Linked DNA regions of Mus musculus: regions 1, 2, 3, 5, 6 and 7 are each linked to region 4. The links are chromatin loops, found by intact Hi-C in ENCODE. Cell type or tissue: heart. All regions are shown on one strand. Region 1 has its middle 8.0 kb from the start of Gm26178. Region 2 has its middle 91 kb from the start of Gm38516. Region 3 has its middle 110 kb from the start of Gm35627. Region 4 holds the start of Has2 (hyaluronan synthase 2). Region 5 has its middle 13 kb from the start of Gm41327. Region 6 has its middle 65 kb from the start of Gm41326. Region 7 has its middle 140 kb from the start of Gm46516.

Region 1 (4,000 bases), 540 kb after region 4:
ATATTTATCTCCTCTGTACATGTTGAACATTTACTGGTAGTTGAGTGCACTTGGAGTGTTACTACAGAATGTGCAAACTTTTTTACAGTTCAGATACATTAACACCCCAGTGGCAAAGATTCTGTTAAATATGATAGAAGTGCCAAATTTCATTCCTAACTCACTTACATATAAAATGAGAAAACCACATTTGCTTTGCACATTTCTCTCTGTTACCTTCATGGTGATCTGTGTTATTTAGCTGTCTTTAAATTATTTTATTAATTCTCAGCACTTTTTTTTCTTTGAAAAATTGTTCATCCTTTGTTGTCCTGCCTCTTTTGCTCTCAAAGTCCTAAATTACATGATTTGATTCGTCCATCTTATCTGGAAGACTGAATCACCCATCCATGTGCATTAGTCAGGTACAACTAGTAGTCAGAGACCTCGGGGTATTTTGAACAGAAAAAAAAAATTAAAACAGGGAATGAGATGGGCCACAGAGATGGCTCAGTGGGTACAGACACATGCTGAAAAACATGATGACCTGAGTTTAATCTCAAGGATTTACATGGCACAACCATGTAAAGAACAACCCCCACAAATTGTTCTCTGACTTCTACACATATGCTGGTCCTACATGACTACTGCCCCTCCCCCTACATACAAACTAAGCACAAAGAACGGATGAATGATAGTGTTTGGATATTTACATATTACTAGAAAATAAAAGAGATTTTTATAGACTACCCCTAGATTGAAAAGATATAGCCATTAAAGAAACAAGTACAAGCTCAGGTCCACACGACAGTTGGGGTTTGGTCATCACTGACAAGGACATAACTACAGCTCACTGGATGGGAAGAAGTCTCCTAAAGTATTTTAGGCCAAAGAATTTTCCTACAGCTGGCACTAAGATTCTCAGGAGATGAGTCTGACAGTTATGGAGATGGAAACTAAGGATGACATACAGTACATTCCCAGAATAGAGTACAAGAAGGCTGTGGTTGGTGGTCAGGAAAGCACTGTCTTAAGATACTGAAGAGTTCTCAGTCTGTTTATGGTGACTTTGAAAGAGCTAAGAAGCTAACTAGAGGACAAGAGAGTCAAAAAACAGCTCTTCAGAAGGAGCAAGATACACAGGTACCTTACAAACTGTGGGAAACTGACAAGGGGGCTTTAGTTACTAGGAAACTGGTTGTGTTGACCTTGCTGAACAAGAAGAAACCAGCTGGCTGCACATAGCATTTGACGGAAGCCAAACAGCAAAGAAACTATTAGATTTATTGGGATATTTAGCTTTGGAGAAACGTCATTGCTAACCATTCAGAGGAAAGCATGATTGGGCTATAGAGACTTCTGGGAAATGATAGTGGCTTCTGAGTCTCCCAGAAGACAAGCAGGGTTATACACATGTGATATGATCACTGACATTCATCCAGGGTCATTCATTCATTCATTCATCCTTCTGGAGTCTGGCATGGAAACCTAGCTTCCAACTTGAGAAAAGGATGAAACTCTTCAGGGACAGTTCAAAAGCCCATCTTCTAACAATATCCCTCCAGTGCCCTCTACTGTCAAAACTTTAAACCATTTCAATGCCACAGAAAGGACAAGTTGGGGACTTTACATTCAATAGATAACTAAAACATTAATAAATAAATTCCTCAGGCTTAATCCCAGGTAGAGGATCAAACCAATCCCAGTCTTCACATCCTTGAATTCATCTCTTGGTAACACATTTTGAACCAAATATAGAGAAAATCAAGATCCCTTCAGGAAATGAAAGCAGCCCAGTGGTGTGGATATTAAGAATTATGAACTCTTTAAAAAAAACTGAAGAATAAGAAGAACTTAATAGTATTACCACTGCTTAGTAGGAATACCCCAAGAGGGCATTTGCTTTGAAGGCAATAAACTGTCTGAAGGCTGGGTTGGAGACTCCAAACAAGGAATGTTGTGTACAAGTGGGATCTGTGAAGCACTGACTTGGCTCCTAAGGCCTGGAACCTCCACGTGAAATCTCTGTGTGAAATCTCCATGCAAGAGCCTGCTAGCGATCTGGCTCTGAATATCCAGCACTGGAAACACTGAATGATCAGACTCCACATACTGTTGCGATGATCTTTCCTTTGCCTTTTCTCCACTTTCTGAACCCAACTGGCTCAGGTTCCATACATTCCCTACCTCGCTACTATCCCTTTCTCCCTGAGAAGCTAAACATTACCTCTCCATTCCTTATTTGTTTTCAGCTTAATTTCATACAGTTTTCCTAGTTTTTATTAGAACTGTTTAAGTACCATTTTTGCAATAGATTTCTCAAGCATCTGACCTTTTCTGTACTTCTAAGAATAGCAATGGAAGTATTAATTTATTAACCTTCATTTTTACAGAAGCCTATGACATATAAAAATAATGGTTGTGTGTCTCTCTTGATTGCTGCTGTAATTTTGTTGCCTAATTTACCTAGAACTCTTGAACATAATATAGTAGTCTTCCAGAGCTTAAGTACTGAAACAAACTAATTCTTTTTCAAATGTGTAAATTCTTCTCACAGGGATCATTTACTGCCGTTAGTGTCTGTGTAGACGTAATGCTCTTATTTTCATTGTCAGCTGGATTTATTCTATGATGAACAGTGACTCAAATTGTTGTCACATTCCATATTTATGGGCAGGACAATGACTCAAACATCATATGTGATTATTTTGGAGATCTCTAAGTCTCATGAAAAATAAGGTCTAAACAACACATGTTACAACCACAGTGTTGTACTAATAAGATAACTCAGGAAGTCTAAGTGCTTGCCATCAAGACTGACAACCCAAGTTCAATGTTCAGGACCCGCAAAGGAGAAAGGGAGAACAAACTTCCAGAAGTTTTCTTCTGATGACCACATATGGACTATGGCATGTGGAAGCACACACATATATATATGGACACACACACACAATTAAAGTGAATGTAACACGTATAATTGTTATGTTATATGAAGAAGATTAAATATGTATTTTAATAAGGAATAAGTCAGAAAGTAGTCTCAAAGGATTCTACAGAAAAATAAAGACTTGTAAAAAAAAAGTAACTAGAGTCTACAAGAATAAGCTTTCATACGATAAAAGGGCAAATTTCAGGTTTTGATTGAAAATCAGAATTAGAGCAAGCAGAAGAATTGATGATAGAAAGCCTGATAATCAGATAAATACTAGAAAATAAATATCTAAAGTTAAGTGCTATCAAGATACAGGGAAAAATGTGGTACATACATACTTTAGTTGCATAATGTTTGTTTAAACATTGTGACTGGACTCATGCTCCGATTTTGAAACATTCCAAGGTAGGCTAAGCAAGTCTCATTTTCTGTATGTATCATGGGGTGTAGAAAGATGTATGAAATTCATCCGATATGATGAGCTGGCTTTGTAAAGAAAGACTTGAAAGGGCAAGCAAGGGAGTTTGGAGACCTTGTCTCCGACACACAGACTGTTTCATACACATTTCAACCAAGAAACTATTGTATTACTCACAATTTACTAAGAATAAGGCTGTATAGTGGCATTCTAATACAGCATTTGATGATAAGTAGCTTTAATTTTTTAAAATTTCATTTAATTTTTAATTTATGGAAGACAAAATTTTGTCATGTAATTAGATTCTGTACACTAAAGAAGTAAATTTGTATATTCAGTTGTTTTTCCATTCTCCCCCTTTTATTGAAAATAGATTCTTTCCCCATATCCTGATTACAGTTTCCCCTCCCTCTACTTCTCTCAGATCTTTCCCATCTCCATTCCCATCCAGATCTACTCCAGGTTCTAACTCTGAAAAGAACAGGCTTCTAAGAGATAGCAAGGATGCATAACAAAGTAAAAAATGATAAGATAAAACAAAAACCACGACATTGAAGTTGGACAAGACAAATAAACCAACAGAAGGAAAATGGTCCAAAAGAAGGCACAAGAATCATATATTCACACACTCAGGAGTTCCATAAAAATACTAAGCTGAAAGCTATAATATA
Region 2 (4,000 bases), 160 kb after region 4:
GATCATACATCAAAATAATCAAAGTCTCTGTCTTCTAATACTTAGTAGTGTGAGTGTTCATTCTGCTTTGCCATAATTATTCAGAACTGTAGCTTGAGTAATTTGAAGGCATTTATTTCATATGCCTTTTATAGAAAAATAGTCCGCCTGGCTTTTGCTTTTCTTAATCTTACAAAAGTAGAAAGCAGTGGTAGTTGATTGACAGATATTATGACTCAGTTGAAAAAGGATTGCTTCAAAAGTATAATATCAAATAGGCATATGTCAAGTAAGAAGTACCTTAAAATTTTTATAAGTCATATCAGGAATGTCATATGAGGCAGATTCACCAGAACAATTCATAGCAGAAGCTCAAACTGAATTCCATCAGCCTACATGGAAGAAGGTGTCTAGATGTAGTCTCCTCATTGGTCAGCTAAAAGGACAGTATATCCTTTCATATGTTAGTACATTGGCTTGTAAATTATAAAGTTAGACCTCTCTTAGGTTGCTATTAGAACTTAATAAGATGCAACATGCATTTACCCAGGTATTTCATTAATCACAACATTGACCCTGTTTCTGGTCATCTGGTTTCATCAAGGAAGCTCAAAGTTTCTCCATCTTTCAGCTGAAGTAACACAGGAGCAGCACATACTGAGAATAATAATGATTTTTTTGTATGATCAATTTTATATGATGCATGCACATTTTTCCTTCAACTATAACAAATTCCCTTTGTATTCCTTCCTTCATAAATTCCTTCAGTTTTTTCTTTCTTCTTTTTCTCTCTTCCATGCTAGGTGTCGAAGCCAGGGCTCTATACATGCTAGACAATTGGTGTTAACACTGAGCTACATCTCTGTCTGTCTTGATAGAAGTTTTATTAATGTATCTAGCAAAATATTTATATAGTTTAATAGTCAAAAGTTAGAAATAAGCTGAATTTTGAGATTTCTGTCTTTCTTCCCTGGTTCTCTCCTCTCTTCTATGCTTTCTTTGTTGGTAACTCATTTTTTTTATATATATTGGCTGATTCTTGCATTTTTGATATTTAAAACATATTATACCTATATATAATGATATTTATTCATATTTTCTCAATATTATATCTATAGTTTATGCTTTTTGTTATTTACTTAATAGTATAATTTTCTTATGAGTATAATGAAGAGATAATAAATATGTATGGCTTATTCCTTCATATAGATGTATATTATAATATCATATATGATAACTATATTGTATTTACTTCAACCCATGTCTGCTGCTGATGTACAGTTGAATGTGTGACATTTTTGGTCATATTGGAGGAATGTGTATCTATAGACATGGAGTCCCCTATGGGTTTACAAACATTTGGAATACCTTCTAAGAAGCAGAGATTGTACACCAAAATGTAAATACATATGTAAAGTTGTTACTTATATAACAGTTTCTCATCCACAAAATTTATGCCATCCTACAATGTCGTGGCCATGTAGACATGCTGGTCCCATATTCCCTTGACAATAGTTACAGCTCTAAACTTTTGAATGCTTTACTAGTAGGAAAAAGAAATAGTGTCCTGGTGTAGTTTTAATTGAATTTCTTTTACTTGGGTCATTAATTTGCAGGTGTTGTGGCATATTTGTTCATATGTTTTGTTCATTTTAAATCAAAAATTTAATTTTTTTCTTTTAAATATTTAGAAAATATTCATATATATTTAAAATAACTGTTTATGGTAAAACTTGTAAACATTTTCCATAGTTTTGTATTTTCAATTTTCTCATTCATTTTATTTATATAAAATGACCTTGTACATTGTTTTGTATTCCATACTCAGACTTTTGGAGTCTCTAAATTAGTGGTTCTCAACATGTGGGACATGACCCCCTTTAGGGTTGAACAACCCTTCTATGGGAACCACGAATCAGATATCCTATGTATCAAATACTTAGATTGCTATTCATAACAGTAGGAACATTTACAGTTGTGATGTAGCAACAAAAGCAATTTTACGGTTGGGGGGTCACCACAACCTGCGGCGCTGAATGATTACGGTTACACTTGCCTGAGGGTTTCTCCAGAATGCTAGGAAGTGGAAAAATTACACTGAAGACCTTTCCCTGATCTCAGTAACGCAAACTGACATACATTTAAATGGAAATCAAACTCCAGGTGCTGTAAAGGCTAGGCACTCGGTGATGGCTCTAAGCAACAGATGTTTGAATAGCCAGCTTAACAAAGACAACAACCAAGCTGTTAGCTGTACAGTGCCCTCTGGTGGCTGAGATTCATGGCTGTAGCTTCTAAAACTTAGATTATGCCTCAGAACATTAATAAACAAGTATCCCACTTTTAAAAATTCTCTTTCCTTCTTGCAAACCCTTTTCTAAAAAAAAAAAAAAAGTGTGCTCTGTCTCACTCATGACAAAGAAAAGCAATATTGATTTGTATGCTGAAGTTCTCCTTTTCTTCAAAAGCCGACTCTGATATAGAGGTTAGTTCGTTAACTTAATCCAGACCATGTGTTGATTGCTAGGGTTCTGTGATTTAGAGTCATTTGATTCATTTCCATTTTCTACTCTGGATGTATAATATAAACAAATCACCACACTTAGTGGGCTTTAAAGATAATCTAGTCCACAGCATATGTGACAAAGGAAAACGGAAAGAAAGGAGGGGGGAAAGAAGGGAGATGAAAAAAGGGAAGGGAGGGAGAGGAACGTGAGGGAGATGAAGGGCAGGGAGAGGAAGGGAAGGAAGAGGAAGAAGGGGAAGGAAAGGAAGGAAGAGCAGAGGGAAAGACACACAGTTCAATATCAGAAATCCATCTGCTAACATGTATGAGCCACGCACAGATTTGCTTGATTTAATGTTTCAATCATGGAAATGAATGTTTGACATTCTTCAATTCAGTAGTTGCCCCTCCGTGATCTTTACAGTCCAACCCCGAGGCAAGAGGGTAATCTTTACCAAACTTGACAACTCATTGATTAGCCTTCACAAAAATAGATTTAATTGCTTGCCTGCTTGCCGTGTGTCCTGCTTTGCTTTCAGCTTTCTTCTCTACTACAAATATCAATTAAATTCTAATAACAAAGAGTCTTATTGTAGTTGTCAAATAATCCTTTTCAGGAGAATTGCCCTCCCTGACTATCCATGGGTAAAACTTAAAATTCTTTCAGCTACAATTCTTTGCCAACTTTTTTTTTCCCTTAACGTCAGATGTGAAGGGTCTGCCAGGATACAAAATAGGCTTATCTTTGAGGATATTCCCCAAACAATGAGACAGTCTCTGCAGAAGCATCAGTGTTGTGGCCATAGGTCATTAGAACCTTAAGGTTGAGTATAATTTCGCCATGCCAACTAGCAGCTATGTGAGGTCAGTTTATGAGGAGGATTATCTGATTTTGTAGTTGTTGAAAACACAAGAGCCTGTGGGTGACAACGAGAAAAACTGTGATCCTTTAACAAAGAATCCAGGAAGATGATGTGAGCTCTGTTTTTTGGTAATATTTTGCTACACCAGGACCATGTAAAGAAAATATGATGCACTTTCCAACTGAATCCAACTCAGGATTATACATAGAGACTGTGATATCCAAGGGCAGGGTACAGTGGAGATGTCTCAGGCATCAGATGTCCAGATGTCTTTCCATTTAGAGGAGACATATTTTTTCAATGTACTCATAATGCCTTCTCTGTCGTCTACTTTTGCTAATTTTTCTAAGCATCAGTGTACCATCAACAGGATTGCTGCTGTCATGTTGACATCACAAACTTCATGCCTATTAGACAGAAGGTAGAACAGTCTCCCCCACTCTCTTGTGCACATCCTCTGTCAGTCAACATTTCAAGACAGCCTTCATACTGTTATTAAATCAGTGACTCAAATATGTCATGGTCCTTGGCTTGTCGTTCTGTGAAAGTGGTTTTGTTGTCTTAGCTATGAAGTAGTATCACTAGCTACTTCCTTAGTCAATCAAATCTTTTTCATAATGTTTCGCCTCTTAGGTAATCTCTTCAAATGAGA
Region 3 (4,000 bases), 710 kb after region 4:
TTTACTGATTCCAAGAAGCTCTTGCTGACAGGAACCTGGTAAAGCTGTCCCCTGAGGGGTTCTATCAGCACCTGACCAATAGAGATGCAGATATTCACATGCAACCATTGGACTGAGCCTGGGGACCCCAATGGAAGAGCTAGGGGAAGAACTGAAGGAGCTGAAGGGGATTGCAACCCCATAGGAAGAATAATATCAACTCAGCAGACCACCCAGAGCTCCTATAGACTAAACCACTAACCAAAGATTATACATAGAGGGATCCATGGCTCCAGATATATGTGTAGCAGAGGATGACATTATCTGACATATCTGGGGGTAGGGAAGGCCCTTGATCCTGTGGAGGTTTGATGCCCCAACATTGGGGGATGCTAGAGCAGTGAGGTGGGAGTGGGTGAGTGAATAGATGAGCACTCTATGGAGGAAAGGGGGAGGGAAGAGAGGGGGAATGGTATGGGGGTTTGTAGAGGGGTAACCAGAAATGGGGATATCATTTGAAATGTAAACAAATAAAATGATTTTAAAAAAATGAAGACAATAAGAGCTCCTAATTATATACATTGCTGACTCTAGCAAAGGTCACACAGAAAGAAAGAGAAAGTTTCGGGGTTCTCCCAACACCATTCACAGAAGTAATAATGAGGCAAAACTCTTTAGAAACTAGAATAGATGTATAGGTTTCTACTGTCTTTGCCAGGGCCTGGCCTAGAGCAACGGAGCAAGGAAACAAATTGGTGGTATGCTGAAGTCTCCTTGCCCCAGCTTCTAAGAGGAGATTGTGTGCATGTATTCCAGTATTCCAGACCTGGATTGGTCCAGCCTCACTGGCACTTTGAAATTACTCATGAGAGAAGTAAAGGAATAGACGCTGTAAAGCTTAGCAAACACTAAACACCAGGCCCTTATGTTTTATTGGAGAACCAGTGGTTGAACATTTACTAGCACACCACACATATGTAGTTCTAACAAAATGAGGTACTCCTGGCCTGAACAGCTGCCTTCTGATTATGTGAGCATCTTCTTTAGGCCTGTAGACCATTTACCCAAACAAATAGCAACTTCAAGAATTCAGGGACTTTAAAATGGTCAAATCCCCAAACCCTTAGCAACAGGACTTCTAGCTCCCTGTTCCTATGCCTTGATCTGTGGTTACATACACAGAGATGCATTAGTATTTTCTTCCTAAATAACATGACTCCTCCTCTCAGGAGCTCATCTCATTAATTTACATCTCATTAATTTACAGAAAACATTAATTAATTACAGAAAACATCATCTTCTATGTTATATTTCATCCTAATGAGAGAACATATGTTATATTTTGTCCTAACGAGTGAACATAGCATTTCCCCCTACCCCTGCCACTCCCCCCCCAAAAAATTTTATCCTATTTATCCCAGGACAGAAAGAGCATCTAGTAAGTTCCCAGTGTCCTAAGGAGAAGTCTCACTACTGTGCTTAAACAGAGCAAAGAACTCAGGGCTAACAACCATAAAGGGTCTCACTTTTCTCTATCAATCAATCTCTAGAACTGTTGTGAAATTTCTAAGTAATTCAGAAGGTTTTACAGTTTCCTTTTGTTCTCCAGGTCTATAGGATACATTAAGTGTTTCGAAGAAAGCATTAGTAGACAAAATCCTGAAATATACAAACAGTCACTGGCCAGGGACAATAGCATTCTTAGAACAGGGTGCAGCAGGACTAAGGCTTAGAAATGAATCACAAGTTTATATTCCATAGGGATTTGCTTTTATGCCAAAGAAACAGTTGGGGACCCAAGAACAGCTCTGAGGCTTGCTTGCTTTCACTTGTGTCTGCATGCAAAAGGAAAGCAAGGGGTTCTAAGACACAGTTTGGCTTCTGTCTTTTATTAGATCATGAATTGTGATGTGCCCGCACAGTGATGTGATCAGAAATGACTAGGCTTATTTGATCAGTTACATAGACCATGAAAAGTGACTATCAAAAAGAAGTAACCCAATTTTGAGAATCTTTCTACTGACCTGAGTCACTTGTGCAGTCTTTGTCTCCCTCTGTAGGCCATATTGTTCATACTCTGGGACTAAAAATCACAGAGCCTGGGCCACCAACAAAACATGCAGGAGTTGTACCTACACCCTCTAGGCATCTGCAGCAAATGTGCAACTTGATCTTCATGTGGGTCCCCTATCAAGTGGCGGGGGGGGGGGGGGGGCTGTCTCTGTTTCTGTTCCCTGCCATTGAATCTCATTCTCCCTACCTGGACTGCCTGGTTGGGCCTCAATGAGAGAGGATATGCCTAGTCATGTTGGAACTAGATGTCCCAGGGTGGGGTAGTATTGAAAGTGAGGGTGCCCTTCTCTGTGGAGAAAGGGAAGGGGGCAATGGGAAGAAGGATTTGCAAGTGTGAGACTGGGAAGAGAGGAGGGAGGGGAGCTGTGTTAGGGATGTAAAGTGAATAAAAAATAAATCATTGGAAAAAAATCACAAGTAATGTTATACAGACTGAGTAGGTTGCTTTATGTATTTAGGAATATGCATAAATGCATAGATAGATAGATAGATAGATAGATAGATAGATAGATAGATAGATAGATAGATAGATAGTTTAATTTTTAGAAAGATGCCATGAATTTCAAGGAGAACATAGAAGTGTATGTGGAGGAGTGGTTGGAGGGAAGCCAAAGGGAATGGAGAAATGATGTGATTATATTATAATCTCAATAATATATTTTTAACTTATATAAAACAAAGGTACACACACAGAATAAGATAAAGCAGTGTCTGCCCCACAGCATCACAATTTCCTATAAAACTAGAACTTGGCCAAGGGACGTCTACAGTCCCTTCCACTGAATGCTGTGGCTCTTTTTAAAAGCTTTTTGATAATTTGTAGAAAAGATTTTCACGATTAAATAGGATAGTTGAGTTTTTATTCAGGAGGAAAGAGGATATTCATAAGAGAAGACCTAGTAGCTATAACTGATGAGAGAGAAAAGGAAGGGGCAATTGGGGTATTGTGCCTCAACAAGATTCCCATCTCCCTAATTCCATTCAAACTGGGTGGTTCTATGAACATAGGAGATGATTTTAGTTTCTCCCCTTCCTAAATTCATAAAATATACTTTCTCTGCCTTACTTATCATAGTAAAAGTTTCTTTTCATTATGGAATCTGACAGCTGTAAACAGAATCCCAGTTAATTGTCCTCTAAAGATGGATTTCACACCACATGCTGCTGACTCATTGAGGGAAGTGTGTATCTAAAATGTTCTGTGCTGAGTCTGAGAAATGTCTTCACCAAATATAAATCCCCGAGATTGAACAATGATTAGACACAACATAGGAAACTGAACCATCTAGAGATTTTTTTCCTAAATGTGCAAGATGTGTCAAAGTATGTGAACCAAATCACTGGATTTTAAGCAATTAGAGGAATAATAGATAAATTCTACTCCAACACTTTCCTTCATTGGACTACACCATCCTTGCCATCAATTCAACAATCTTGTAAGAGATGATGTTTCCAAAGGTGACAAGTGACTCTCTTCTAGCAAATAATTATCAAGCCTTGGCAGGGGTGGCAGGATTCAGATAGCATCTCAGACATGGATAGCATACCTAGTCAATGCTATGGGGGAATGTGTGTGTGTGTGTGTGTGTGTGTGTGTGTGTGTGTGTGTGTGTGTGTGTGTGTCTGTCTGTCTGTCTGTCTGCCTGTCTGTCTGTCTGTCTGTCTGTCTATCTGTCTAGTTTTCAGGCTAACAGACTTCTCTCCCACTAAGAGACACTTGGAAATGTTTTAGTGTTGACTAAAATATTAGAGAAATAGCATACAATTAACAAGGATACACTGAGCCACTATTAATAGCAAAGAGGGAAAAGCCATGTTAGAATTCAAAATCCCAGGCAGACGTGGATCTAAACACTAGTTCTGCCTCTTGGTAGTTGTGTAATTTAGTCAGAGTATATGGGAGTTTTGTCTTGATATTCCATATAAAAATAAAAAATAATGACCACTC
Region 4 (4,000 bases):
GCCCAGAGAGGCAGCGGATTTCACCGGATGATTAAAACCCAGGGTATGCTGCGAGACTTGATAGTGATTGGCAATATTCCCTCATGGGCAGTTTGTTGCGGGGGGGAGGGGGGGGAGTTGGGGGACACTTCAGACCTCAAATGTTTCTATAGAAACTAGGGGGTTTTTGTTGTTGGTTTTTTTTTTAAAGCTCTGTTGATAATTTCTTCTCTGCCCCCAATCTATCTAGGGAATTCAAAGTTCACCCAAACGCGTCTGTATAACGTACCTTGTTCAGCTCCTGCTCATAGACTCGTCCTCCGCCTGTCTGTGTGGTCCCGGAGGGTCGTGGAAGGAAGTTTCCAAAATTGAGGTAATAAGAAATCAGATGAATTTGAGACGACCGGCCAAAAAAAATAAGAAATTTAAAAACAACATTTAAAAAAAAAGATGGGGGAGCCTTAAATGCTTGGTTCTCCCCTCTTTGAGAAGAAATTTCACTAATATTCTCTTTTATTATTTCCGCTGCACTTAAGTCTTCTAATTCTTTTTGTTAAATGTGCTTTAAAAATAAATTAACTTTTCCCCCTGTTTTGCTATTTGCTCCAATCCCCTTCCCTCCGACGACACAAAATCTCTTTTCACATCAACCTACAAGCCGGGTCAAGACTCAGCAGAGTCTAGCAAGAGCAGAATGAAGAAGTCTTTGGCTGGTTCAAGTCCCCCGTTCAATGGGCTGCTCGAAGCCAGGACTGGGTAATTCTTTCCAGACGCCTTGACTTCTCCTTCTTCTTCGCTGTGGTTGCCTTTCTGCCTCCTCCAACTTAAGGGGGTCTTAACAAGTGAGCCGGTGGGTGTTTTAATAGGACGGAGGAGGGAGTGGGGGTGAGGGGAGTGGAGGAGGGAGGTGTAGACTGGGGAACCCGGAGGGGAGGGACTGGGCGGGATGGGAGGCGGGGAGGAGTGGGGGGAAGAGAGAGAAATTGGCCATTCAAAGCCCTCTCTGAGCTAGAGGCCGCTTCTAAACTCCAATGAATTCAATTAACTTGATTGTTAACGTGTGCTGAGAAACGCGGAGCACAGATGCTGACCACCGCCTGATACCTCTCCTCAGGCAGTGACCGCGGAGCGGGCAGCCCTGCTCTGCAAATATTGCTGAAGTCTGTCTGCGTTACAAGGATTCCCTCGACTTGATAAACTCCCCGTTGCATATAAATGATTTTAAGGCCAAACGGTTCTCTTAGGCTAAATCACTGCTCTTGGCGGAATACTGACTCTGTGTGTGTGTGCGCGTTGTGTGTGTGTGTGTGTGTGTGTGTGTACGTCCGTGCTACCTAGTTTGCTCCACAAATGGCCTAGGACGCTAAAAAGAGCGACTAGTTTGCCATTTGTTAACCCTTTCTTCCTCCCAGCTCTAAACTTTCTAAGCAAAAGGCAAATGTCAACGTCTCCCCCCCCCCCCCCCCGCAGTTTTCGCTGTGGGTGGGCTGGACACTGAAATGAGGAAAATTTTTAAATTTCTTTTTTTCTCATGATTCTCAGACATGAAAACATACAAAAGATTCTCGATTGGAAGTTTATAATAATGATGATAGCAATAAACCTGAGAAAGTGTACGGAAGCAGTCATCTCGTAAAACATCTGAAATTACTTTTGCCTCTTGACAGCCTTTTACTTAATGTTTTCAAAATACCATTTTAAAATTTCAATGACGCCAAGACTGGAGAGTTTTCTTTCTCGGGTTTTTTTTTTTTTTTTTTTTTTTTTTTTTTTTTTTTTCAACCTTAGGGCATCCGCGCCCTTTTCCCTTGATCCTTGCGGTCCCCGCCCCTGCCCCCACCCAAAGGAAAAGGTAAAAGGAAAAAAAAACTCAGAGAGCTACAATGGACACTAGGTGGCGCTGTTTAGGAAAAAATGAAAGCGGATTTACGCAGTAAGGCTAAAACTGAAATCTGCTAAAACCTTACTTGCCTTTTACTTCCTTTTCTGTTCTTCCCCACCCATCCCCTCCTTTCTTTTATTTCCCTTCTTCGTGCTCTTGATGTGGGCTTCGTTTGAGTTCTACCGCATCTTGATGCTGTATGGTATATGTGTTTCGGATAAGATCGGAATATAAATTTGGGCAATAGTTAAAGGTCAGACAAAAAGAGAAAAGTGGAATAAACCGGGAGTGAGGCTCGCAACATATCAGGCAGGTGTGGAGTTGAGGATTGTGAATAGGGATGCAGAGTGTGACTGCAACTCGCAGTTGTCAGCCGACCCATCCCCCACAAAGCTGGATCTGCAAAGCCAGTCCCCCCACCCCCGACCCTCACCTCCCCCCACACACCCAAACACAAGGCCATTTCACCTCTGGGAGCCATCACTTTGGTGGCTGACTTCATGCCACTCTGGGGAGACTTCCTCATTTCCCCCCCACAACTCTCTTGACTCTAGCCTTTGAACTCCCGCTTGAGGTGATTCAACTGTTGCAAAGACTGCCTTAAATTTCAGAGCGCAATTTCATCACACTTAATCAGACCTGAGCTTCCTGGTTTTTCATGGTCTGGGAAGTGGTAAATTGCTATTTTAAAGTATTACTCAACTTCTGCGCCGTGACTTATAATGTAAATTAAACTGAGTTGGGAGAAATTGTGGGATGCCAAGTCTCTACCTGTAAACTCCCCAGTGGCCTCATAGCTCCCATTTCTCTATCTCTAAATGCCTAAATGCCCACAAGCAAAGTTACTCTAACAGTTGCTTAATAGTGTTAAATCGTCCTTATGCTAACAGTTCAAGCAGCAGAACACCTAGTAAAACTAAGTTTCTTTATTAAAGAAAAACACATTTGTTGTTTCTTCCTTGTAATTCATAAGCCATAAAACAAAGTTGCATGCCCTCCGCCCCCCCCTCCCCCCAGCTGTAGGCAAGTATAAACTTTGGTTCTACATCTGTGCACTTCCCTGTCCTCACAGAGGCAAGAGAGAAAATACTAGCATAATTTAAAGCTAACAGTTAAAGTTCCCTATAAGCGAAGAGGGATCCACAATTCAAGAGTCCTTACACTCAGATCACACCTTTAATATTTATTGTCTGTGGGATTGGAAAGGCACTTCAGTTTTCTGGAAGTAGATGCTAGTGGAGAAAAAAAAATCAAAGAAAAGGAACGTTTATCGTTGATGCATTCATATTCTCTCTCTGTCTGTCTATCTCTTGAAAATATTTATAGTATCACATGTTGATACTGAAATTTATTGGTGTACTGGGTTATTCTGATGTCCAAATTATCACTACTAAACTATTTACAAAAACAATTAATCATTAGCACTATGTCCAAGCTTGTCCACTAATATATTTCGATACTGGAGCCTTTCATACACATCTTGAGGAATGCAAATTTCTCACGTGAGAATTTTTCTCCTGGATGTTTCGTGTTTCCAGCAGCAGGAGCAGCAGCAGCAGAGGCTGTCAGTTGCTGAAACTGTGCAGGCAGGTTTGCTTCATAGAGGGAAAAAATCATGAAGCTGAGCATTATTCGTGCACAGCCATAATCCCAGCTCTTAGAAGAATAAAGACCAATCTTGCCTACAGCGTGATACAAGAGTCAGTGAAAACAATGAACTGTTAGGAGTTTCCTCATTCAAGTAAAAAAAAAAAAATGTCCCAGGAGCTACATATCCATTACAGAAAGCAAACATATGGAACCCTTTCCACCTAGCAACCATGTAAGTAAGTGCACTGCAGAAAGCTTTTCCCACCCTGCGACATTGGTGGCTCACGCCTTTAATCCCAGCACTTGGGAGGCAAAGGCAGGCGGATTTCTGAGTTCGAGGCCAGCCTGCTCTACAGAGTGAGTTCCAGGATAGCCAGGACTACACAGAGAAACCCTGTCTCAAAAAAACAAAGCAAAACAAAACAAAAACAAAGCAGAAGGCTTTTCCCTGTGCATCTCACATCTTCACATATATTCTTAAAAGCTGGTAAAGTCAAGGGTTATAATTTACTCAGCAATTCCCACTACGTGATCCAGGGCTTTCTCAAA
Region 5 (4,000 bases), 49 kb after region 4:
GAGTCTGTTTGCTGGCTCACCATATCTTCCCCAAGTTCTAGAGCTTTTAGCTTTTCATTGGCATCTTAACAGACCAAAGTAGGGATACCAATAAAAACAACACTTATTGTTGGACCATCAACTGTTAACATTTAGTAGAAAATCCATAAAGAAATACCAGCTCTTGACTTTATGTTTGAGGTAAAGTGTTCCTTGATTTAAATATTCTTACTAACCAGAAGTGTTAGCATGCCTGTAATTCCAGTCCTTGGTATGTAGATGCTAGAGGAGGAAGGCCATGAGGACCTCCCCACATTTGCAAGTTCAAAGCAAGGATGGGTTGAAAGGCTCCCTGTCTTCACCCTCATCTTATTCCCCAAATATCCTCGGCTCTCATAAGAAGTCTGGTGGCCTAAATGATCTCCATAACCAAATTTCCTGTCAGAAGCCTCTTAGGTTTAATTTATGAATTTCAGAAGAATAACTTTGTGCCTTTACAAAGATTCAGACATTTTAGTTGTTATTTTGAAAACCTAGGCATAGAGAAATGATAGAGTAAAAGACAAAATCAGTGCAGGCAAAAAGAAAAGCCACAAGCCCAGACTTGTTCATAGTCTCCTGACTCTGTGGAGCTGAGGACAGGTTTGAGACCTGAGGTCACAAATGACACTAATCACTCTTCACATTTCTTCCGAGGGCTTAGGCTTTGACAATTGGTAAGACAAAAGACACGCTCTTTCATGTTTTTTTCTTAGTATTCAAAAAGGGAAATTTAGGATAAAAATGGGATAGTTTTCTAAATCAAGGGGAATGAGTCCTAGGAAAGCTAATGTCAAACTGCAATAGCAGAAATTGTGAGTTAGAAAAAGAAACAAACAAACAATAATCTTATATCCATGAATTTGCAAAACGAGTTCCTCTTAGAAAGCCAGTAGGTACAATTAGGGGTTGTGATTGTCCCAGGTAACAATTTGAAATCCTTAATCAACACTGCTTAGACTGTAATGGAAAACTTGATCTAAGTAGAAAGATGATCAGAGAGAAAGTTGTGATGCTCAGTAGTTTGCTTGCTGTCCTGTTATTGTTGATTTAGCAAGGTTACTGATGTAGGACCTTAATTAGGTATTTTTTTGTCTGATAAATATAAATAAAGATATTTATTCTGTAGTATGCTGTGAGAGTCCAATACATGTGTAAACTCTACAGCTCACATCCAGACAGACCATACCAGGCCAATACAGTGGGGGAAGGGAACAAAGGTGGTGAAAAAAAAAAAAAAAAACAAGATGAAAGAGAGTGAGGGACCAAAGAGATCTGCCTTTTATTTGGATTGTGATGTAGCAGCTCGAAGGTTAAGGTGGGAGGTGAGCCAAGTAGATTCTGAGAATATATGACTGTTGACATGACAACAGATGTATGAGTCCCTGTCACCTATGTCACTGGGTTCGGAGATAATCTGGCACACTGGTTCCTGATGACAACATAAACCATGCTTGATCTTGCTTTCCCTATTCAAGTTATTCCTACTTAAAAATCTTGTGAAACTCCTAATTAAATATCCTGACTAGGGCTACACAGAAAAACCCTGTCTTGAAAAACAAAACAACAAAAAAAGAAGAACCTGAATTGTTTTAAATAAAAGCAGCTAACAAATTAAAAATCTTGAAATTGATGTTTTGTTTTAAACAAAGCAAATATACTGTATTCTTTAACTATTTATCAGCGTCTTTTAAACACAGAAGATTCACGGAATAGCTAAAGTTAGGCAATCAGATGGCTTTTGAACAGCTTTGAATAGTGAGAAATTCAACTTCAATACCTTTACAAGTATTGGGAAGCACAAAGATGTTTAGAAAAGCGGGCTCCAGCTTGAATATACACATATATATTATACAGATGTTGGTACCCCCTTTGAGATATTAGGATTCTGTGGTTTCTTGTCCCTGGAGAAATCCTGCTGACTTCAGAAGTCAAGGTCTACCTCATACTCAGCATTGGGTTTTTTTTTCCCCTGAGAGATACGTCAACACTGCCTCCTGGTGGTAGAGAGAAGAGGTTTTTGGGTTTTTTTGTTTTGTTTTGATTTTGTCAGGTGTAAAGTGAATTGGTTTTTATTAAATAGCAATAATAAAGGGATCTAAAAGGGAACTAAATTCGGAAAGCCAATAAGGGAGGAAGCCCAAGTCCAGCTAACGTGTGCCTATTACTAGGACAGTTAACTGCTAATACTGTCATGAGTTGATACAGAAAACATTTTACTGAAGCAGTGTGGTGGGTATTCTTCGGCCAGAGCATGGATTGAAGGAGAAACAGTCAAATACTGACTGAGTGAAGAAGATGGGGGCTGTTTCATCCTGAGTGATTGGGCAAGGGACATTGCTTTGCCCTGTAGTCATTCTAGTAAATTCTTCAATACTCAGGACATCCAGTTAATGACTAGTAAAATGTCAGAGATGGGAAAGATATTAGTGTTCTTAAGTCCAAGTCTCTTTTTGTCTTAAATGACTGGCCACACATTCCATGGGCAATTAGTGATTCCATAGGCAATTAGTAACTCTTCATTGAGCTCTAGTTAAATGTGAGCTACTGTGATGGATAATAAAGTGATAAATAACTATCATAATGGAGCCATTGACCCAATGAAAACCATAACCATTCCCTTTTGTGTGAACAGATACTTTAAAAAAGGAATTATATTGGAAGTTATCATTTGATTATTGATATATCAAGATTGAACAGTAAAATTCCTGAAACCTTTGAACCTCTAGTTTAGGCAGATTCTCATCCCTGTACTATCAAGAGCAAAGTTACCCACTTCGGGTGGAAGTTTTTGATATTTAAATAATTGTAGCTGGATCTCATCTTCACACTACTGGTCAAAGTCTATAAAAGTTTGGGTGTGTTGAAAATAAACTCCCCAGAGAGGAAATTTACTCCAGCTAACAGAAGAAAGAGTTTACCTGTCACTGCTTAAAATCATTGCACCATGCACTGCTGTAATTGTCTAAGCACAAATTCCATGGATTAGAACACAACTTATTTCACCGTAATGATTAATATGGTTAAATACTAATAACTGGACTGTGGATTTTTTAATAATATAATTGACTTCTCTTGTATTTCAATCTGCAGAGGTTGTAACTATGCTTAATGTAACTGTAAGTAGTTCTTTAATTTATGCTTGCTGAAATAGTAAAATCCACCTTTTTCTTTCTTACTTGTCCTCTTTCCCAGCATGTTGCTAAGGGAAGCGGGATGTCCCCAATGAAACTCTTTCAAAATTCCCGAGTTCTCATCTTTTCCTGGATGATTAATGGGCAAGTCAATACCAATAATGCCTTTAATAAGCAATTTAAGGATTTAGGCTTTTAAAATAAAAGGATTATAGGGTATAAATGACATACAACTTATTTTTCCATTATAGAAAACATTCTTGCCAAGTATTTCAAGTATCTCTTTGTTTTTACAAGTCGAAGATGTGCCCCATTGCCCCTATTTAAAAAACAAAACAAAACAAAACAACAGTGGCAGATACCTATCCATATAAGAATGACTTTTAGGATAAATCCTTTTTTATTTTTTTAATTCTTAATTATGTGGTAAAAGATATTGATGGCTCAGACATGATCATCAGAAGAGGTACCAACTAATTTAATCCAGATAAGGTGTTCATAATTTCAGTTAATGGTAGCAGTTTCTTTTAAAATTGGACCAAGTCATTGGCATATGAACTGAAAAAGAGCAGCTGGCAGAAGTACAACTTGTTAGGTAATTATCAGGGCACACAGTGACTGTCAGCCGAAGTTCACCTAGTGTAATGGCTCTTGAGGTGCTATTAAGACAAACACAATACAAAGTCCAAGTAGGCACATGGCTATTAGAGTAGTTAATAACAACATCACAGATACTATTCTCAGAGTCTAAAACTATGACAACAGTGGAGTGGAAAACACACAGAAACCTCATAGTAATAGTATAATTTTGGTATAAGATGGAAATCTGTCATTAGAGATTTTGGGAA
Region 6 (4,000 bases), 350 kb before region 4:
ATTAAAATCCTGAAAGCAGAGATTAAATATCTTTCTCTGGATATATATAATAATAATTAGAGATAGGGTTCAAGTTATTTCTGATGTCAAATACACTCTGTCACGTTTGCTACTACTACCAAAAAGTGGGGAGCCTTCTGACAAAATGAACTGAAAGTGTCACTACTGCCAAGAATTGTGAGGAAAGGGTGAAGAAGAGGAAGAAGAAAGATATAGATACCAGAATTTTACACTATGGAAAGTTTTCTGAATCCAAGCACCAAGGGGATTACCAAAGCTGAAATTTTTGAAATGTCCTCTTTGAGATCATCCAGTACAAAAGTGCTTCTTCCATTTACAATGGAAGAGTGAACAAATATGATCAACGAATATTTGAGGTCTAGTTTTCCCTTACTATGTTTTTTAAAGCACAATAGTATTCTCTAGTCCTATAAATCTTCATCCGTATAATTAAATGAATTCAAGCCTGTGATGCTTGTCATTTCTAATGTCTTTGATGGGTTTCCCTCATTTTATAGTTTTTACTTTCTAAAAAAAAACATTACGTTTATTTATGTAGTGTGAGTGTGTGTGTGGGGGGGGGGTAAAGCTGCAGCACTTTCATGAGGATGTACTAGGAAGCTTTAGTCTAGAGAATTCCCCACAATGTATCGTGCTATTGCTCCCTTGTTGGAGATACAATTTTGTTTCTCTCTGTTTTCTTCATTGTTAGTGTCTCCTGTCATTATGCCTTCCTGGAGCAGTAGCCAGGAATCTGTATCTCACAAGGAACTTGGGTTTCCCATTGTCTAATAGCTCTCTTAGAAAAATGTATCCCAACAAATTACTTGTAAAAATCAATCAAATAAAAATCTCATCATCTGGACAATTACAGTTAAATAGAGAATTCAAAAAGGGTCTTGTTGCCAAGGAAGTCATTATTGCAAAGAGTTCACAAATACTCATATAAAGAACAGTAGCAGAAGAATACATTTCATGGCTCCCAAAGAAAGTAGAAATAAAAAGAAAAGCTTATAAAATCCTACATTATGGAACAGTGGAGAGACTGAGACTTGAGTCGGGACTTCTTGGAAGGTTGGAGCCTTTTGTAAAGTCTGAGAGATTATGGAAGGGTATGGGTATGAAGATATGTATTCTTGTAACTATATTTAGCCTCTCCCATGAGCACTTTTGGGTAGTGAATCCTGCCCTGAAGACCGAGGATTTTGCATTGGACATTGCTTGGATATAGTCACGGGGTGAGAGAGTTGAGAAAGTCGGAGAAACAGTGGCACAAAGGGAGATCACTAAGATTGTAAGAATATTTCAGGCCCTCTTCCTAGAAAGAAATAACAGTGATCCCATGAATTTAGTAGTCCTTTGTGTTGTATTTTACTCTTTATCTGGCTTTCCAGAAGGGGCATGTAGACAAGGGTATTGAGAAGTCTTTTTTCATTCCAGCAAATTGGATATTTCCTAGATTCAAGTTAAAATACAAAAAGCAGGGGGGAGACTCAGAAAGCAAGAACCAAGTGACCCACAACAATGAAGTTTTAGAAGTATCTTAAAAATAAGTCATGCTAATTTAATGTAACAATATTATGCTTTTGGAGCTAAGAGCCATAACATATGGCAATGAGAAACTTGTTGCCAAAGGAAACTAGAAAAAGCCTGTCCATTCACTAAATTATCACTAGAGGGGGTGGTTGCATGCAGATAAGGTTCAGGTCCTGGGCCATTATCACACCCTTTTGCAGTGAAAACTTCCCACCTCCATTAGCAGTAACAGTTTCTTGTTGTTGTTGTTGTCGCTATGGGAATCGCCTACCAAGGAGTAAATATGTCTACAATAGCCGTAGACACTTTTATTTCTCATCCTTTTTTAGTGCGTGGCAGCCTCAGAGCAGTCCATCTGCAGCTTGATGCTGCTCACTGGCCTGTTAAGTCTGGGGAGCACAAGTCATCTATTATTGCTCAATGGTAACACTGCACACAGCTCTGTTCACACACTGTGGTGCATTGTAAGCTCTCTTCTCTATGGAGAGAGAGAAAGTTGGAAAAAAGAAACTGGTTTGCCCCTCCCCCTCCCCCTCCCCCTAGCTGGGTCCCCTCTCTAACAACAGCTGAATCATTAAATGTGGATAACTCATGAATCTTTCTTTATCAGTCTAGTAGACACTCATGCTTAAGTGTTGAGAATACCAATTTAATTGGGTGTAAATGGCACTGACAAAAAGAATCATTAGATTTACTGTTTGGAGCTCAAAGGTAACTGTGTGAGTTACCTGCCACATGATTAAATTAATTGGGCTTTCTAAAAGGTATAAGTTTAAATAAAAACTATGATTGAACTTCAGGGTCAGTGGCATAAATTAAAGTGTATCCAGACTGTTTAGTTTGTCCAAGAGAGAACTCTAAGTTAGCTCTTCCTATCCAGGGAAGTTAATTGAGCAGAGAATAGGGCGATTATTACTAGTTGCAAGTAATTTCATGTCCTCTCTTACTACTGTAGTTGAGTATGTAATTAACTACGCAGTTTAACAGCTCCTGGGCTGTGGTTAGTTGCTCAGTGGTAAGGCACTTGCTTAACTTGTGGAGTGCTTTCTAGCACTGAAACAAAGAAAGAACTAACTACAGGAAAAATTTCAGAGATCTCCTCTGTATTGAGATGTCGACAATCAAGGGAGCATTAACACCTTGAAACCTGGTCCTAGTCCAGTGGGAAACTAAAAGAGTGGAGACAACAGCAGAGATACCTAAGTCCATCACCTCTCTGGCCTATCAGCCTCTTCTCAGACTCAATGAAGGAGGGATACTCTTTCCCACAGAACTGGTAGGGGAAGGACCAAAACTTGAGACATGATTCTTTGAGGTCAGACCCAAGTCAGTTGACTCATCATATATCTTTGAATGTATTCACATAATAGACATTCAATATATTTGTGTTCTGTAAATGAGACTATAAATGAATGGATGGCAGAATAATGTCCTGGGAGATAAAATCTGAGGATTCTTAGTTAATATGTTCAAAGGGAAAGACACTGAGTACTTACTGAATCTTAGAGCAGTGTACCTGGATGAAAAATAACACTCATACTTTAACTTAAGCTTCCAGGTTTTATCCTTTGTTGAACTACACTTTGATTTATCACTCTAGACATCAGTATATTTAAATAATAAAGCAAATAAATACTCATCTGTAGGGCAGCAAGAAAATAATGTGTAAATCATTCGGAAGTAAAGAAATGAAATAACTGGCTATGGAACCTCTCTGGGAGTTGACATCTTTGTGGAGAATTGTTAGCCTTTCCTTGAAACATACATTTGGGTTCCTGGCATCAAGGAAGTTTTGTAATTTCTCCAGAGGACATTTCCTTGGGAATTTCAAAGATGCAAAACTCCAAATGGTGTAGGGGTGCTTGAGTTGTGAGGCATCCCAACGCAAGCATCAGCAGTGCTGCTAAGATGATGTTGGTCAGTCTTGGCTTCTTGTCACTGGGGCCTCAGGGTGTCTACTTAACTGGAAACACATTCTGCAGTTACAGCCAAGAGGGGCGACCTTTCCCCAAATGGTTCTTGTTTTGTGATTCAGCATGTGAGTCATTTGGTTAATAACAATTTCCTGTCTGTCCCAGACACCCCTTGGGAAAATTGGATCTTCTGATTTGGAGAGAAATCCTTGGCCCAGTTTTTAAGGGCATTGTGAGATTGTCAGTGAAGTGAAGGCTCTAGGGACTTTCTGTATTTTACTGGGCTGCACAGGAGTGGGGGAATTACAATAAGACAGCAGACTGCAACACCACATTACCTTCTACTTATCGCTATAAAAGACCGTTTGAAAGTATGGGCAGAGTGTCATGGTACTCCACTATTGAATGGTTACAAAGGTTACAACTGAATTTTCATTGTGATACTGTCAAGAACTCCCTCACTCTTTGCTGCCTCTCACCTTTTTATTTATTTTTTTAATATCTGTCATTCTTGATTCTTCTTCCTTCTACCATGGCATGACATAAGCTGG
Region 7 (4,000 bases), 630 kb before region 4:
CAGCATTTAGGAAGCAGAGGCAAAGAGATTACCTGAGTTCAAAGCTAGCCTAGCATGTATACGGAGACTATCTGGGGCTGTATGGTAAAACCTTGTCCCAAGAAAAGGGATAAATACACTGAATGCATAGAAGACTTAGGGTTCCCTAGTCTGATTGCCAGTGCAGGGGAGAGGCTGCAGTCATTGGTCTTAGAGGCAGGAATGTGGTCGACATAACCCATCAAGGTCTATTTGACCTCTTATAAATATAGCCAGCCAGCCACTCCACGTGCCTGTGATTTAGTAGTGACACCTCTGATGGCATACACACCACCCAGAATCCTGGATTAGTGTCTCCCATTACCTGTTCTCGGGCACTGGAATATCATCAGCTTCTCTGTTGGTCTCTGCATGTAGGAAACAGTGTCATCATTTGGTTACAGAATCAGTTGAGTCATACGCCTTATTAAATGTAAACCATTGATATACATTGTAAGAGTTTATCATTTATTATTAGGTATCCCTTAGATGAAAAGTGGGACAGAAACTTGAATTTAAGTCCAATACTGCTGCTGAGGTTCTGGCTTGGTCTTCAGCATTCAAGAGACTTCGTGACCTGAACTCAGCCCAGCACCAGGGCAACAGACCCAGAGGAACCTATGCACTCTCGGTAGCTAGTGGGACTCAGCAGAATTTCTTATCACCTGACTGACCCCATCCCTCAAGGATGGGGTGGGACCTGTCTCTCTGATGCCTGAAGGCACAGTGCCACCCTGCAAAGTACTCCTGCTTGATAAGAAGTCATCTCAGATTTATCTTAGTCACGTAATATTAGATCTTGAAATTTATAATAAAAAGACTTAACTACTCTCATCACCAATGGGAGTGGGGTGGGGGAGCATGTATGCTGCTTATTCTGTGCCTGACCCTGGACCCCACATTCTATACAATCGATCTCCCACCAGAGAACACTAGCGAAAGCATTGCCTTTCCCACTATGTGGCTGAGGCAGTGAAGTCTAGAGACTTCAGCCAGAAGAGCCAGAAGAGCCAGAAGAGCACAGCGCTGGGATTCCAGTCCCGTGCACAGGCAATCAACCCCTCAGCACCCACTGATGAACTGTGGTAGCCACCAGACTACCTCCTTCCTCAATTTCACATCAATGATCCCTTCCCATCAGCCACCCTCTGTAACACCAAGGCCCTTTCCCTCACCTCTTGCTTCCTGTTTCCAAAGCCACTTTCCTAAGATCAGTATTGTAATGCTGGCTTCAATTTTAAGTGTATTGATTGGTGATGTTTCTCCTACTGGGACAAAAACCCCAGGTGGACAAGGCCTTTGCTTTGCTCACTGCTGTGTCTCCAGCACACAGGATGACACTTCCGGTATATAAAGTACTCCTAGTAAGCACAGCTGGATGAATGAATGAATAAATAAATAAATAAATAAATAAATGAATAAAGGTAAATGAAACAGAAACAAATACTGGAAACAGTAGCCGTACAACGTTAAAATTTTCATTATCTTTAGAGTTTTCGTTGAGACATTGTTTCTCCTAAGAACTGAGCATCCAAAGTACCTCATGTGTTGGACCAGCATATAAATCTATGTATCTATGTATGTGTTTATATATTACTATCTATAAGCTATACATGTATGTATGTATGTATGTATGTATAATCTATCATCTATTTATCATCTATCTATCTATCTATCTATCTATCTATCTATCTATCTATCTATCTATCTCATCTATTTATGTATGTATCTGTTTCCCTTTTTCATTAATTTATTAATTCACTTTAAATCCCATTTACAGCTCCTCTTCCTCTCCTCCCAGTCCTCCCCTCACAAGCCCTTCCCCCACTATTCCTGCCTCTTCTCCTCAGAGAAGGGGAAGCCCTCCATGGTTACCAACCTTCTCTGGCGCACCAAGTCTCAGCAAGGCTAAGCTCACCCTCTACCAATTGAGGCGCAATCAGGCAGCCCGGCTGTGCAAGAGGGTCTAAAGGCAGGCAACAGAGTCAGAGACAGCCCCCTACTCCAATCGTTAGGGGACCCACATGAAGACCAAGGGACTCATCTGCTACAAATGTGTAGGGGATCTCAAACTTTTTATTTAATTCACTTGGTTCATTGGAAAAATACCAGGAAGGTTCTTTTCTTTTACTGATTAAATGAGAAAGGGGTGTTAAGTCTTGAGTTGCAGTATGTAATATGTATCTTGTCCACTAGATGGGGCTACTATACTACAGAAGTCGGTCATCCACACTGGCCACACCACTGCGGTTTTTTTTTTTTTTTTTTTTTTTTCTGCGTTTCTTTTTAAATTTTTGGAAGGTCACCTTTGCCTCTGCCTCTTTGTGTGTGTGTGTGTGTGTGTGTGTGTGTGTGTGTGTGTGTGTGTGTGTGTGTGTGTTACATTTTCTTTTTCTATCTCTGTTTTTCATTTTTTCTCACTTTCTCTCTGGCTAATACCTTAACCTGGAAAGTTTATTACATAATCAGTACACACGTTTATTTTTTGCTTTGGAATAGAAGTTTTGTTATCTCTAAAATCTAGTGAATGCATAATAATATTGATTACACATTTATTCCTCTAAGTACATGAAAATGACAGTAACTCCATTGTTGAGGTCACCCATGTGCCTAGGCAAAGGCGGAGTGCTGGCCTAGAGCGTGCAAGGCCCTGGAGACAGGCTAAAGTACTTCATAAGATTTTAAGGAGTTATAAGATTTGTAAGTGTTAGGTTGCTTCAAGATTTGACTAGGTTTTTTCTAGTGTTAGCTTAGTGTTGGAAGATCTGCAGGTATTTTAAAGATTGGCGATTCTAATTTGCCTGACATAGAACAGAGCAGAAGTGGAGCCAGCTGGTCTGACATCTACCCTTCTTCCACTTGGTCTCGTGATTTCCTGCTGCCTGGGCCATTGCGTTAAAAATGACCTTGGAAGCAAAGTGTTAATTAGGGGATGAATTAGAAATGTGGAAGCAGATATGATTACTGACCACAGACGTAGAAAAGAAGGGCTGCCTGGTGTGCAGCGTCTCACACTGGTCCTGCCATGTCCAGCTTTCGGCTTGGCCCCTTCAGTGTGCACTCATTCAGGAAAGTCCCTTACCCTTCTTCATAATAGACCTGGATCAATAGCAGCAGCATCCAGTTCATGGCTTGGACTTTGATTTATGAATGGGAGTAAACTTCAGATAGATTGCATTAGCCATGTGTCTCTCCCCTTCGACCTGACAAGAAGCAGCTGGAAGGAAGGCAGACTTATTTTGAACCACAGTTGATGGATATAGATCACTGTGGTCGGGAAGGCATGGAGACCTCCATAACTGGAGTGCAGTCGATTCTTTACACCACCTACCAGGAAGTAGAAGGCAGTCAAGCTAGCAGCCTTAAGTTGTACCCTAGGGTCAATGCCATCTAGTTCCTGTATCCAAGGGTTTAACAGCCTCTCAAGACAGGGACACCAAAGGAGGGTCAAATGTTGAGAATTGTGTGTGGGGACCTTTCCTACTCAATCACAGACCAACAGGAGAAATCCTCCTTGCTGGTCAGATTAGCTCAGAGGATGCACAGCCACTGCAAAGCTGAACACAGGATATGGCTTTTGGTGAATGGCTGTTGGCATTGTGAGCTCAGTGCCAGGCACACATTGAATTAACTAGCCACAAAGGGCTCGTGATGACATCATTTTTTTGTTTTTTTGTGACTGGCTTCCCGTGCGATGCCAAGTCACAATATCAGGAAGTCATTATCACGGCAATTAAGTCTCTTAGGTAATGAAAGAGGTCTCATTTTGTATACTGAAACACCACGTCTGAGTCCAATTTCAATCCCATATTCTTAACGAGAGACTAGCATTCTAGTCACACTTGAAACTGCTGTAGCCTTCGAGGCCATGCTCACGTGACTCTTCTTATCACGCCTGTTATCTCTCTTCTCCAGAAGGTCACAGCAGTAAGAGGAAGGTGGAGAAGAGAGGGGGTCTCACAGTTTTAAACTGATCACAGTT

What was found. Hi-C counts contacts between places; a loop is a spot of excess contacts. Peaks named below come from ENCODE experiments on the same cell type or tissue, not always from the same donor. Only the 100,000 strongest peaks of a DNase experiment are listed, where the experiment ranks them.
Region 1: a loop joins it to region 4, with 4 times the contacts of the local background. A loop is called at or near these places in 7 of 42 quality-filtered maps.
Region 2: it touches region 4 in a loop (13-fold over the local background); 16 of 42 quality-filtered maps call a loop at or near these places.
Region 3: it touches region 4 in a loop (6-fold over the local background); 9 of 42 quality-filtered maps call a loop at or near these places.
Region 5: a loop joins it to region 4, with 7 times the contacts of the local background. A loop is called at or near these places in 10 of 42 quality-filtered maps.
Region 6: it touches region 4 in a loop (2.9-fold over the local background); 10 of 42 quality-filtered maps call a loop at or near these places.
Region 7: it touches region 4 in a loop (4-fold over the local background); 4 of 42 quality-filtered maps call a loop at or near these places.

What each region holds. Positions count from the first base shown.
Region 1 is chr15:57,229,095-57,233,094 of GRCm38, forward strand. No RefSeq gene overlaps it. Among named protein-coding and RNA genes, the nearest start is that of Gm26178, 8.0 kb to the right of the region's middle. In heart, a CTCF peak has its summit at 1,571 (motif pointing left); no DNase peak of the experiment used is centred here.
Region 2 is chr15:56,854,017-56,858,016 of GRCm38, forward strand. No RefSeq gene overlaps it. Among named protein-coding and RNA genes, the nearest start is that of Gm38516, 91 kb to the left of the region's middle. In heart, a CTCF peak has its summit at 2,252 (motif pointing left); no DNase peak of the experiment used is centred here.
Region 3 is chr15:57,406,652-57,410,651 of GRCm38, forward strand. It overlaps a transcript of Slc22a22 not described here. Among named protein-coding and RNA genes, the nearest start is that of Gm35627, 110 kb to the right of the region's middle. In heart, a CTCF peak has its summit at 2,033; no DNase peak of the experiment used is centred here.
Region 4 is chr15:56,693,726-56,697,725 of GRCm38, forward strand. It overlaps Has2 (hyaluronan synthase 2), which reads right to left and starts at 821. Exons shown (of 4, transcript NM_008216.3): 1 at 269-821. Has2os (hyaluronan synthase 2, opposite strand) reads left to right here. Exons shown (of 4, transcript NR_002874.2): 2 at 1-43; 3 at 230-352; 4 at 638-735. In heart, a CTCF peak has its summit at 1,880 (motif pointing right); a DNase peak (open chromatin) is centred at 956; H3K4me3 peaks cover 2,512 bases; H3K27ac peaks cover 2,229 bases.
Region 5 is chr15:56,743,103-56,747,102 of GRCm38, forward strand. No RefSeq gene overlaps it. Among named protein-coding and RNA genes, the nearest start is that of Gm41327, 13 kb to the right of the region's middle. In heart, a CTCF peak has its summit at 2,021 (motif pointing left); no DNase peak of the experiment used is centred here.
Region 6 is chr15:56,342,775-56,346,774 of GRCm38, forward strand. No RefSeq gene overlaps it. Among named protein-coding and RNA genes, the nearest start is that of Gm41326, 65 kb to the right of the region's middle. In heart, a CTCF peak has its summit at 1,668; no DNase peak of the experiment used is centred here.
Region 7 is chr15:56,064,118-56,068,117 of GRCm38, forward strand. No RefSeq gene overlaps it. Among named protein-coding and RNA genes, the nearest start is that of Gm46516, 140 kb to the left of the region's middle. In heart, a CTCF peak has its summit at 2,183 (motif pointing right); no DNase peak of the experiment used is centred here.